Regions from separate parts of the Homo sapiens genome. Here region 1 is linked to region 2. Evidence: chromatin contacts called from ENCODE Hi-C or POLR2A ChIA-PET data. All regions are on one chromosome and are shown on one strand. Each heading gives the region's core, a stretch centred on a gene start or an enhancer-like site at or near the end of the contact. The rest is flanking DNA. Distances are from core to core; before and after follow the strand shown. Region 1 overlaps SGSM2 (small G protein signaling modulator 2). Region 2 has its middle 23 kb from the start of PAFAH1B1.

The links. Hi-C counts contacts between places; a loop is a spot of excess contacts on that map. ChIA-PET counts read pairs that join two places held with the same protein, here RNA polymerase II (POLR2A). Pooled maps may share reads with other maps.
Region 1: a pooled map shows a loop between it and region 2 (3-fold over the local background). The contact joins two enhancer-like sites. A Hi-C loop is called at or near these places in 1 of 168 maps with a recorded cell type or tissue (sciatic nerve) and 2 of 50 pooled maps. POLR2A ChIA-PET finds 5 or more read pairs at or near these places in 2 of 52 experiments (activated CD4-positive, alpha-beta T cell and activated T-cell).

Annotation. Positions count from the first base shown.
Region 1 is chr17:2,379,363-2,385,658 of GRCh38, reverse strand. It overlaps SGSM2 (small G protein signaling modulator 2), which reads right to left. Exons shown (of 24, transcript NM_014853.3): 24 at 4,605-6,227. The coding sequence ends at 6,139. MNT (MAX network transcriptional repressor) reads left to right here. Exons shown (of 6, transcript NM_020310.3): 6 at 1-1,586. Among named protein-coding and RNA genes, the nearest start is that of MNT, 19 kb to the left of the region's middle. RefSeq lists an enhancer at 2,629-2,838. Within about 2 kb of position 2,923, at least 6 of the 41 ENCODE cell types and tissues checked have a DNase peak (open chromatin) inside an H3K27ac peak, as active enhancers do.
Region 2 is chr17:2,567,789-2,573,966 of GRCh38, reverse strand. No RefSeq gene overlaps it. Among named protein-coding and RNA genes, the nearest start is that of PAFAH1B1, 23 kb to the left of the region's middle. Within about 2 kb of position 1,831, at least 2 of the 41 ENCODE cell types and tissues checked have a DNase peak (open chromatin) inside an H3K27ac peak, as active enhancers do.

The sequences.
Region 1 (6,296 bases), core at 1,674-4,173, 190 kb after region 2:
GAGTGGGCCCTGCCCGGGGAGCTGCAGAGCAGCAGCACCTTTCTCTGAGAAGAGGTCCTTGGTTGGGTCAAGGACAGGGCTGAGCGTGGAAGGGGGAGGAGTCAGGGGCTCTGTGTTAGGATGCGGCTTTCTCTGCCTCTGGGCAGCCTGCTTTGGCCTTTCCTTGTATGTGGGTGTTTATTACAAGTGGCTTTGTGTCAGACACGCTCGGCTCCCCACCTGGACACACACTCACCAGTGGCCTTTCAGTGTAGCGGGAGGAAGCCGGTGTCCCTGGATGTGAAGCTCACACTGATGGGCTGGGGCAGGGGCCTGGGCCGGCGAGGGGGCCGGGGGGAGGGGACAGAGCTGAGGATTTCCTGGAGTGCCCTGCAGGCACAGAGGAGGTCAGCAAAGGTCTTGAATAGATTTTCTCTGGAAATAAAGAATCCTTAGATGCCTAAAAATTCCCTTCCTGTTCCCTCCTGGTCCTGGACACCTCCCAGGGGACTGTTCCTTATTTCTCTCTCCTGGTGTGGGTAAAGGGACAGTTACAAACCAGGTCACCATCCTCAGAGGCTGAGCCCTGTACCCACCCCAGCACAGCCACCTCCGCCAGACCCCGTGGCTCTGGGAGAGCCAGCTTTGCTATTCCCATTGTGACAGCGATGGCAGGCCTGACCCACGGGGCAGTTAGAGCAGCCTCGTGGAGCTCGCCCCTCCCCTCAGCCTGCCCACCTCTCCCTGCATCCTGAGGCCAGTGGCCCCCGGGCCTGCACAGATACCTCATCATCCACCCGCTGCCCCTCCCCGTCCCTGTCCCCCAGCATCGGGGGCCTGCAAATCTAGTGCCGAATGACTATGTCCAGATTGGTGACGATGGGTGTTGCTGTTTTTCTTGTCGTTTGTGAACGCTGTGATGCTGTGTGCCCAAGTGGGCAGTCACCACCCAGCCCTTCCTTGGGCGTCTCCCCCAGAGTGCTGTCGGGACCACATCTGTCCTCACCCTGTGGGACCGCCTGGCCCTCCCTCCCTAGCCCTTCCAGCCTGGGACACACACACACACACACACACACACACACGCACGCACACGCACACATCTTACCTCTCATGCGTGTTTTACCTTTTGATGTTCAGAGTGGCTCACTGGCTGGGAGTCCTTACCTCGGGGAGAGGGGGAGGTTGGTTCCTTGGGGGGCCAAAGAAGGCAGGGAATGCCTGGAGGGTAACTGGGGGGCCACCATGACCCCTTCTCTCTCCAGAAACAGCTGCTTCTCCCCCCATCCCAGGGTCCCACCCCCAACCCCCAGAGGTGGCCCTTGTTTACAGTGAGGACTCGGCCACTGTGTCTCTGTTTCCTGAAATATAAACTGTAGCGACCCCAGACTGTAGAGATTTTTATGTGTTTGGATACATCTGCTGTGTGGAAAAAAAAAAAAACTACAAAAACCCTAATTTTGTACATACTGTATTTTTACTATTGAACTGTATTCTAGTGGCTGTTCATGCTCCAAGACTTTAGTTACCGAGACATGAATACTATCCATGTAATAAGCACTTGCCTGGAATAAAATATAAAACTGAAATAAACCTGCACTGAAACCTGAGATGGAGCTGCCAGCCTGCAGCATCTGGGTCATTTTATTGCAAAAGGAGGCTGAGGCCTGTAGGGAAGCATGTGGCAGGAGCGGTGAGATCACCTGTCTCGACCCTGTCTGCCCAGCATAGTCCTCAAGCGGCTCTGACCCGGTGCCTCCGCCGCTCTGAAAATGGCAGTTCTGGTCGGTCTGAAACTTTTGCAAAGCTTCGTATTTCCTCAGACCATTTTACAAGCATTATCTTGTTTCATCTTTCAACAGCCAAGTGAAGTAAATAAGCCAGACTTAGCCCCATTTTGGCAGATAAGGAAACAGGATTGAGGTGGCCCAGTGACTTGTTGAGGCCACACGGCTAGCTGGAGACTTCGTTGGAGCTGCAGTCAGACCTCTGAACTGGGTACAGAGTTCTTACCCAGCATCTGCCACCCTTGTGGCACCTGGGGCCAGTCCTAGACTCGGATCCAATAAAAAAGGTACAGGGGAGTTGCCCCAGGGATTGGGCACAGAGGGTGAGAGCTTCCTGAGGGGCTGCTCTGGGGGTGCAGTTACAACAGGTCAGCCGGGGAGTCCATAAAGCTGTCCTCTAAGGGAAAGGAACAAGGGGAAGAAGAGGCTGGAGGTCAGGGGCAAAGAGCCGTGTTCTCAGCTGGGCTGGAAGCCCCTTGTCCCTGTGGCTGTGTCTTCTCTCCCTGGGCAGGCTGTCATGGGAGGAGGTGGTGTGGGAAGTGAGGTCAGGGAGCCACTAGCTAGGCCTTGCTGGAGACCAGGCTGGGCAAGGGGGCCCAGCTTCTCATTTCCACCCTGACAGTACCTGACTGACTCCCAGTCCCCACAGGGGAGACTGACTCTGCGTCTCTTCCTGAGGTGGGGTGGGTAGGGGTTATCCTTGAGGAAGGGAGTGCTGTCTTGGGTCCTGTTTTCTGAAAGAGAAGAGTTGACTTCAAAAAGTTCAGGCCGGGCACGGTGGCACACGCCTGTAATCCCAGCACTTCGGGAGGCTTAGGTGGGCAGATCACCTGAGGTCTGGAGTTCGAGACCAGCCTGGCCAACATGGCAAAAACCCTTCTCTACTAAAAATACAAAAATGAGCCGGGCATGGTGGTGCATGCCTATGATCCCAGCTACTCAGGAGGCTGAGGCAGGAGAATCACTTGAACCCGGGGGGTGGAGGCTGCAGTGAGCCGAGATTGCGCCACTGCACTCCAGCCTGGGAGACAGAGCGAGACTCTGTCTCAAAAAAAATTTTTTTAATTAAAATGAAAGTTCGGAATCCAGCCCTCCCTACTGAGCCTGCCCTTTTTACTTGTGAGACGCGGGCTCCCTCTGCTGGTAGCTCCTGGAAGAGCTGGGTCACTTCCATTAGCTCACTAAGCGACGCTTTAGGGAAGGGATAGGGTGAGGGTTAACCCTTCCTGGGTGCATGCTCAGTGCCAGGCCCTGTGCCCACTGGGAACACAGATGAAGACCCTCCCCAGGCAGTGATAACTTGGCTGTCATCTGAGGGCTGTCACTAAATCTTTAGGCAGAAGCTGTACTCAAAGCTCCCCCTCACCCACAGTTCTCACTCACCCATGGCTCAGCTGGAGCTTATAAGAAAGGGGCCTGTGGTCAGGATAAAGTATGAATCCAGGTGCTTCCATTTACCAGCTCCTGCTCTGTAAGAGGAAGACCTGACTTTCCAGATTGCAAAGGTTCCTTGAGATGGTGTTTGGAGAGCCCACTGTGCTGCTTGCTCTTCCCGCCCCAGCTGTCCCATCGTTTTGAAAAGCTGTGGGATCCCCTCTGGTCCCAGGATCCCAGTCCAGTAGTCAGGGGGAGTAGGGCAGGACGGAAGTGTGTGAAGGGTTACTCCCAGGCTAGGTGAAATTTCCTTTAGGTGGTCACAGCAAAGGAATTCTGACTCCTCCAGGCAACAGAGTCGGCTGGCGGGTCGGGGGTGTTCCCCTGAAGGGCTCATCAAGTTCCCTGGCCCCAGAGCTCTCTCTGCACCAACTGGTTTCTTTGGGTAGCTCTGGCCACTAGTTTGCACTCTTTCCTAAAAGCTGGGTTCAGGGCCAGATGCAGTGGCTCAAGCCTGTAATCCCAGCACTTCGGGAGGCCAAGTGGGTGGACTGCTTGAGGCCAGAGTTCAAGACTAGCCTGAGCAACAGTGAGCCTCTGCCTCTACCAAAAAGATAGAAAAACTGCCATGATGGGGGCCTGCATCCCTGGCTACTTGGGAGGCTGAGTTGGGAGGATCGCTTGAGCCTAGGAGTTCAAGGCTGCAGTGAGCCATGATCATACCATTGCACTCCATTCTGGGAGAGATAGCAAGACTCTGTGTCTGTCTATCTGTCTGTCTCTCTCTCTGTATAATAAAGCTGGGTTCAGCCTGCTAGGACCATGGGCTGGGGTCTTCAGCTTTGAGTGAGTGGAAAACAGGCCCTAATGTCCAGGAAGCCAGTGTCCTCTAGGGTAGAAGACATGTTGTGTGACTGGTGTCTTCTCCCTGGAGCCATCGACGATGGGACCAGTAGCACTCGGGTTGGGGAAGGGCAGGAAGAGAGGTGCAGACCCGTTACAGCTGGGCCTGTCTATAGCTCAGCAGGGTCTGACTCCTCCTGACACTCCCCTCCGGCCTCTCAGACAGTGCTCGGGGTGAGAGCCACACCCACAGGGGCAGCTCCGTTGCCATCAGCTGCAGTGGCATAGTCAAGCTCCAGCTTCTCATTGCAGCCTGGTCAGTAGGGCAGGCAGGGGGTAGGGATGGGACAGGGACCTTCTCTCATCCACAGGCTAGAGGGGCCACTGGTCATCGTGAGATGGGGCCATGACTCTGGGGTGAGGTCCCCTCAAGGGCGCTGAGTACTTGAGGTTTGGCTATCAAATCACCCTGACTTCCTGACCAGCCCACACCCTCCAGACTGGCGGCTGGAGTACCTCTCTTGGAAACTTTAGTTTTTTGCCGTCCTCGCCTTTTGGGGCTGGCCGACTGTGGAGCTTAAAGAAGGCACGTGGTCTCTCAGTGTCCAGTCCCAGAGGCTCCAGTGTTGACAAATGTTGTTTATTGGTCTGTTACACAGAAGAGTATAGTTTCTGAGGCAAAAATCATACACACTCTGCTCCTCACAAAACCACGGAGTCACTAAGGCAGGCACACAATGGCCACACGTGCTTGGTGGAGGCCAAGGACTCACGGACAACAAGGATGGACAATGGGGTGGTCTGGCCCCCAGACAGGCTGTGCAGTGCCCGGGGGCAGGGCTGGGCTGGGCAGGCTGTGCTGGGTGCAGAAGGGCTGCGGGGCCCTTTGTCATGTTTCTCAAATGCAGAAAGTCTGCCAGACTTTGGTGGCTGCTGGACTAGGCCCCAGCCCCGGGCAGGGCCTCCATGTTCCAGGGCAAGGCCTAGCCTGCATGTGTTGGGGTAGAGGAGGAAGTGGGGATGGCCGAGCAAGCAGCATGCCTAGGCCTGGGGGCAGGAGCTATGCCCTTCCTGGCACCCCCGCATACACAGCTCCTCCAAGGGGGTTTCTGGGTTCCTAGGCCTCTTGGCATCCTGAGAAGCATGTGGAAGGCAGAGCTAGCCTTGCTTCTCACCAGGGACAGATGGGGACACCCATGCATCCCCTGCCTCCCGCAGTCTCAGGGACATGGCAGATGTCTGCGACAGATAATGGGCTGCCCTCGAACTGAGGCCTGTCTCTGAGGGGAGGCTGTGACCGGATTCTTCCCCGACAGAGTCACCCTGGGATTCCTCAGAGCAAGTGCTCCGGTCGCATTCCAGATCATCCACTGGCAAAAGCATCACTTCTTACACGTGGTTTTCAGGGAAGTACCTAATGCAGAACGCAAGGGTGGGGTGGCAGGAGCGAGGCTGTACAGATACACAGAGGTACACTGTACAAGGCCGGGGAGGCCTGGGGGTCACCTCAGGTGGCCAAAGGCAGTGGCAGTGCTGCTGAAGTGGGCTGCTCCCACCCAGGGCCCACATCTTCCGACTGCCCCAGAATCTCGGGGGAGCGGCCTGAAGGCGGCCCGGGTCTCCCGTGCCCGGGTCTCCCGCACCCGTGACGTGTGCCTAAACCAGAAGCAGTTTTGGTTGCTCCAGCTGGGGCTGGTGCACGCACAATATACTGGGACTGCAAAGGGACCCTCAGAAGGGACACAGCACAGAGCCTCTCGCCCTCTGCCACCCCAGCTGAGTAGGGCCCAGGCCGCTATAGCCCCTGTTAATCCTGTGGGGCCCCAGGTTCACTCGTGGGCAGCAGTCCAGGCTGCGGCTGCAGGTGGCAGTGGGGCTACTCCCAGATGTGTGAGAGGGGAGCAGAGTAGGTGTGTCCCCCAAGGCAGCTGCTCCCTGAGGCTGACCCCTCCCATCCCGGCCCTGATCCGAGGGCATCCTGGCCCCTGACTTGCCCTGCAGGGTCAGCACTGCCGGGAGTCGGATCCAGGCTCACAACCGCTTTGTTAGGAACAGAGGTGGGGTCGGTTGGTGGCTGGGGAGGTCTGGGCGGTGACTCCCCTGCACCTCTCCCTGCCGGAGCCCAGGCTCTGCACGGCTGCTGCCTCCTGGCCCCAGCTCACTTGTTCTCTATGAGCATCTGCACCTTGTGGACGAGGTCCCGGGCAATCCGCAGGATCTCCTGGGCATCGTGATGCTCAGCACGTTCTGGGGGGAAACGTGAAGAGCTGTAGAGAGGCCCAGAGAAAGGGCAGCAGGCTAGGAGGTGGCTGACTA
Region 2 (6,178 bases), core at 582-3,081:
GGGAGGCTGAGGTGGGTGTATCACGAGGTCAAGAGATGGAGACCATCCTGGCCAATGTGGTGAAACCCCGTCTCTACTAAAAATACAAAAAATTAGGTGGGCATGGTGGTGCACACCTGTAGTCCCAGCTACTCAGGAGGCTGAGGCAGGAGGATCGCTTGAACCTGGGAGTTGGAAGTTACAGTGAGCTGAGATCGCACCACTGCACCCCAGCCTGGTGACAGAGGGGGACTCCACCTCAAAAACAAAACAAAACAAAAGTATGCTTAGTGAAATGAAATAGTATCATAAAAACGTATTGTACTAATTTAATATTTGATAAATGGGATTTCTTTTCATTTATATTCTTTATTAGGGAGGTCGAACGTCCCTCCTCATTAATTTTTTTTTATTGTTTTTTTTTTTTGAGACACAGTTTCACTCTTGTTGCCCATGCTGGAGTGCAATGGCGCAATCTTGGCTCACTGCAACCTCTGCCTCTCAGGTTCAAGCGATTCTCCTGCCTCAGACTCCCGAGTAGCTGGGATTACAGGCGTGTGCTACCATGCCCGGCTAATTTTGTATTTTTAGTAGAGATGGGGTTTCACCATGTTGGTCAGGCTGGTCTCAAACTCCCGACCTCAGGTGATCCGCCCGCCTCGGCCTCCCAAAGTGCCTCCCAAAGGGATTACAGGCGTGAGCCACCACGCCCCGCCATCCCCCCCATTTATATATTTGTAACCTCTTTTTTGTTTATGTTTTTTTGTTTTGTTTTTTGTTTTTGGTAGAGACGGGGTTTTGCCATGTTGCCCAAGCTGGTCTCGAACTACTGGACTCAAGCAATCCACTTGCTGTGGGCTCTCAAAGTGTTGGGTTTACAGGCGTGGGGCTGTCACGCCCAGCCTGTTTATTTGTCAATGTTCTTGGTGCATTTTTCTATTGTCGTATCCACCTTTTCCTCATAGATTAGTAAGAGACCATAAACCATTTGTCTATTACATATGTTGCAAGCATTTCCCCCAGTTTGCCATTTGTGTTTCGACTTTGTGAAGAGATTTTGGCACCAAAAAGCATGGTGAGCCAGATGTGGTGGCTGATGCCTGTAATCCCAGCACTTTGGGAGGCCAAGGCAGGTGAATCACTTGAGGCCAGGAGTTTGAGACCAGACTGGCCAACATGGTAAAACCTTGTTTCTACAAAAATGCAAAAATTAGGGCTGGGCGCGTTGGCTCACACTTATAATCCCAGCACTTTGGGAGGACGAGGTGGGTGGATCACCTGAGGTCAGGTGTTCGAGACCAGCTTGGCCAACATGGTGAAACCCCATGTCTACTGAAAATACAAAAATTAGCCGGACGTGGTGGCGGGTGCTTGTAATCCCAGCTACTCAGGAGGCTGAGGCAGAATAATCACTTGAACCCGGGAGGTGGAGGTTGCAGTGAGCCAAGATTGCGCCATTGCACTCCAGCCTGGGTGACGAGTGAAATTCCGTCTCAAAAAAAAAAAAAAAGCAAAAATCTCCCAGGTACTCCAGAGTCTGACGCGGGAGAATTGCTCAGACCTGAGAGGAGGAACCTGTGGGTGAGCTGAGATCTTGCTGCTGCACTGCCTGGGCTACAGAGCGAGACCCTGTCTCAAAAGAAAAAGAATGTGGTGGGCTTTTTGTTTTGTTTTGGTAGTCAGAACTATTATCTTTTCCTTCCTGTTTTCCACCCTTAGGGCCATATTTAGGAAGTCCTCTACCACCCACAATCATAATAGTACTCATTTTCTTTCTAGAACATTTATGGTTTCATTTTGCACCTTACTTTGCATGTGGTACAGAGTAGACATAAAAATAACTAACTTGTATGAGGCACATTCTGTGTAATAGGCACCGTGGTTTTACTTTTGTATACTCATTATCCCTTTTAATCCTCATAATCATGTGAGGTAGTCATTTTTATTACCTTGCTTTTAAATATGGGAGAAATTAGGCTTTGGGAAGTTAAGGATCTTGCCTGCAATTTACACAGCTAATCAGTGGCAAAACTGGCATTCAAACCCCAAGTCTGTTTACTTTCAAAGGTCTTTGTGTGTGTATGTGTGACAGCGTCTCCTCTGTCACCTAGGCTGGAGTGCAGGGGCACGATCATAGGTCACTGAAGCCTCAACCTCCCAGGCTCAGTTGATCTTCCACTTCAGCCTCCTGAGTAGCTGAGACCACAGGTGTGTGCCACCAAGCCTGGTTAGTTTTTTAAAGATTATTCGTAGAGATGGGGTCTCCCTATGTTGCCCCATCTTACTTTCAAGGGTCTTAATCATTGCTCTGTATTTTTCTACCTTTACTCTCAAATTTTTAGTCATTTTTTCTGGTATCATTTGTCAATTCAGCCTTTCCCCCACTGGTTGATGCCACAATTTTTTTTTTTTTTTTGAGACAGAGTTTCACTCTTGTTGCCCAGGCTGGAGTGCAGTGGCACAGTCTTGGCTCACTGCAGCCTCCGCTTCCTGGATTCAAGCGATTCTCCTGCCTCAGCCTCCTGAGTAGCTAGGATTACAGGTGCATGCCACCATGCCCGACTAATTTTTTGTATATTATTTTTTTATTTTTTCTTGAGACCGAGTCTCGCTCTGTCACCCAGGCTAGAGTGCAGTAGCTCGGTCTCCGCTCACTGCAACCTCCGCCTCCCGGGTTCAAGCAACTCTTCTGCCTCAGCCTCCTGAGTAGCTGGGACTACAGGTGTGCACCACCACATGCCTGGCTAATTTTTGTATTTTCAGTAGAGATGGGGTTTTGCCATGTTGGCCAGGCTGGTCTCAAACTCCTGACCTCAAGTGATCCACACACCTTGGCCTCCCAAAGCGCTGGGATTACAGGCGTGAGCTTTGGTGCCTGGCCGATTGACGCCACTCTTAATATCTAATAGCTTTTGATAATTTTTGAGGTCTATTTCTGCCCGTTTTTTCTCTTCTATTGATTCTTCTGTCCATTCCAGTGTGCACATAGCATACTGTTCTAGTGACTGCTGCATTATTTATACATTCTATTATCTGGTAGGCCAAGTCACGGATAGATGATCTTCTTTTTCAAAGTTTTCAAATTTTTCTTTCATAATGTATTCTTCCAGAAAATCTTTAGAATTATATTGCAAAGTCCTCCAGAAATTCCACTGAGGTTTTTGCTGAAATTGCATGAAAAAGGCTACTGGGGGCTGCGGCTGTCTTGTGTGCGGAGAGTTGAGCTCATCAGGTTCATCCACTCATGGTGCCCATGGTCTTTCACGGTCTCCCATTCATTTGAACCCCACCCTTACTCTTGGTCCACATTCCCCTTCCCCTCCCACATAAACACCCACCATTATGTGTTTCTTGGAAACATAGGTGTAGTAAAAAACATACTCCTGTTTTGTGTGTATGGTTTTTTTTTTCTTTTTGATTTCTTTTTCTTTTTCTTTTTCTTTTTTTTTTTTTTTAACACAGAGTTTGCTCTTGTTGCCCAGGCTGGAGTGCAGTGGTGCGATCTTGGCTCACTGCAACCTCTGCCTCATGGGTTCAAGCGATTTTCTTACCTCAGCCTCCCTAGTAGCTGGGATTACAGGTGCCCACCACCATGCCCGGCTAATTTTTTGTATTTTTAGTAGAGACAGGATTTCTCCATGTTGGTCAGGTTGGTCTCAAACTCCTGACCTCAGGTGATCTGCCCGCCTCGGCCTCCCAAAGTGCTGGGATTACAGGCTTGAGCCACCGTGCCCGGCTTCTTTTCTTTTCTATTTTTATTATTTCTGCAATAAAAGCCACATATGTTGTATGTTTTCTATTTAAATAAACAGTATGGGTCCAAGAATCTTTTTCTATTCCTTTCCAACACTGTTTTTATGTTTGTTTGTTTGTTTGTTTGTTTGAGATGGAGTCTCACTCTGTCGCCCAGGCTGGAGTGCAGTGGCACAGTATCGGCTCACTGCAACCTCCGCCTCCCGGGTTCAAGCGATTCTCCTGCCTCAGCCTCCATAGTAGGTGGGGATAACAGGTGCGCCACCACGCACAGATAATTTTTGTATTTTTAGTAGAGACGGGGTTTTACCATGTTGGCCAGGCTGGTCTGGAACTCCTGACCTCAAGTGATCCACCCGCCTCTGCCTCCCAAAGTGCTGGGATTACAGGCGTGAGCCACTGCGTCCAGCCCCAGCACTGTTTTTCTGACCTCCTCCGGCCGCTGCCTGTCCACCTCGCTCCTGGGTCCTACCGCTGAGCAGCAGCACATGAGATGCACCCAAATATTCCATTAGTGATGGACACCACCTCCTCATTTTTACAACAAATCTGCAGTGAACATCCTTGTACACGACCCCTTGTGGATGGGCGAACTCTCAGATGTACAGAATTCACCTCCCAACCCAGGCTGAGATTGCTGGTTGCTGGGTCTTATATCCTTGACTTCCCCAATTCAGCCACATTTGTTTCTTAAATATCTGCACCAGTTTGCACTCCCATAATGAGACAAAAGGATGATCATTTCTCCAATTTTCACCCTGCTATTTTCTAACTCTAATTTTTGTCCCTCTGCGAGGTATAAAATGGTATCTCATTGTTTTAACTTGCATTTCATTGATTACCAGTGAGTTTGAACATCTGTTTTTTATTATTTCATTTTATTTATGAGACGGACTCTAGCCCTGTCACCCAGGCTGGAGTGCAGTGACTCGATCTCGGCTCACTGCAACCTCCGCCTCTCAGGTTAAAGTGATTCTCCTGCCTCAGCCTCCCGAATAGCTGGGACTACAGGCCCGTGCCACCACACCTGGCTAATTTTTTGTGTTCTTTTTCGTAGAGACAGGGTTTCACTGTGTTAGCCAGGATGGTCTCGATCTCTTGACCTCGTGATACACCCTCCTTGGTCTCCCAAAGTGCTGAGATTATAGGCGTGAGCCATGGCACCTGGCCAGGAACTGCTTCTTTTACAAATTGTCAGCTAATGCTGATGTTCAGCACCAACCTCCACTGCACTTTGAGTTATTCACTGCTCCCAATTCCTGAATCTTTCCAGTCATCTTGCTGCTTTTTGCTTCTCGTGGTCTTCTCTCTCTGCAGGACCTAGAAAAGAGAAAGCTGAAACCTAAATCAATTATCGCTAATCCTTCCCGTCTTCCAAAATGGGGTCGACATCACTCATATTCTCTGCAACTGTTCTCTTTCACCTGTGGATTTATCACATTTTTAGTTCTTTGCTGTTACTTTATTGGGGTAACAGGAAGAACCAAATAAATATTTGGATTCAGGCCAGAGCTGTGGCTCTTGCCTATAATCCCAGTACTGTGGAAGGCCATGCAAGGCAGATCGCTTGAGTCCAGGAGTTTGAGACCAGCCTGGGCAACATGATGAAATCCCGTGTCTACAAAAAATGCGAAAATTAGCTGGATGTGGTAGCACATGTCCGTACTCCCAGCTACTCAGGAAGCTGAGGCAGGAGGATCACTTGAGCCCGGGAGATGGAGGCTGCAGTGAGCTGAGACCATGACATGGCACTCCAGCCTGGGTGACAGAGCAAGACCCTGTCTCAAAAAAAAAAAAAGAAATCAGATTTGATTGGCATGTTTAACCAGACATTCATTATCAAATTTTCCCTATTTTACCTTATTTTATTTTTTTTTGAGATGGATGGAGCGTTGCTTTGTCACCCAGACTGTAGTACAGTGGTGCAGTCTCGGCTTACTGCAATCTCCGCCTCCTGGGTTGAAGCGATTCCCATGCCTCAGCCTCCTGAGTAGCTGGGATTACAGACATGCACTAGAACACCCAGCTAATTTTTGTATTTTTTATAGATACTCGGGAGGTTGAGGCAGGAGAATCACTTGAACCCGCAGGGCGGAGGTTGCAGTGAGCCGAGATTGCGCCACTTCACTCCAGCCTGGGCAAAAGAGTGAGATTCCATCTCAAAAAAAAAAAAAAAAGAATTTTTATTTTTCAGGCTGAATAATATTTCATGTACTATATACCATATTTTATTTATCCATTCATCTGTTTATTATTATTGAGTTTAGTGTGTTGATCTTCTATTTGGTCTTACTGCAAAATTTTGTTTATCGCTAAGATCTTGTTGATTTATATATATATATATATATATATATATATATTTTTTTTTTTTTTTTTTTTTTTTTTTTGAGACAGAATCTTGCTCTGTCGCCCAGGCTGGAGTGCAGTGGTGCGATCTCGGCTCACA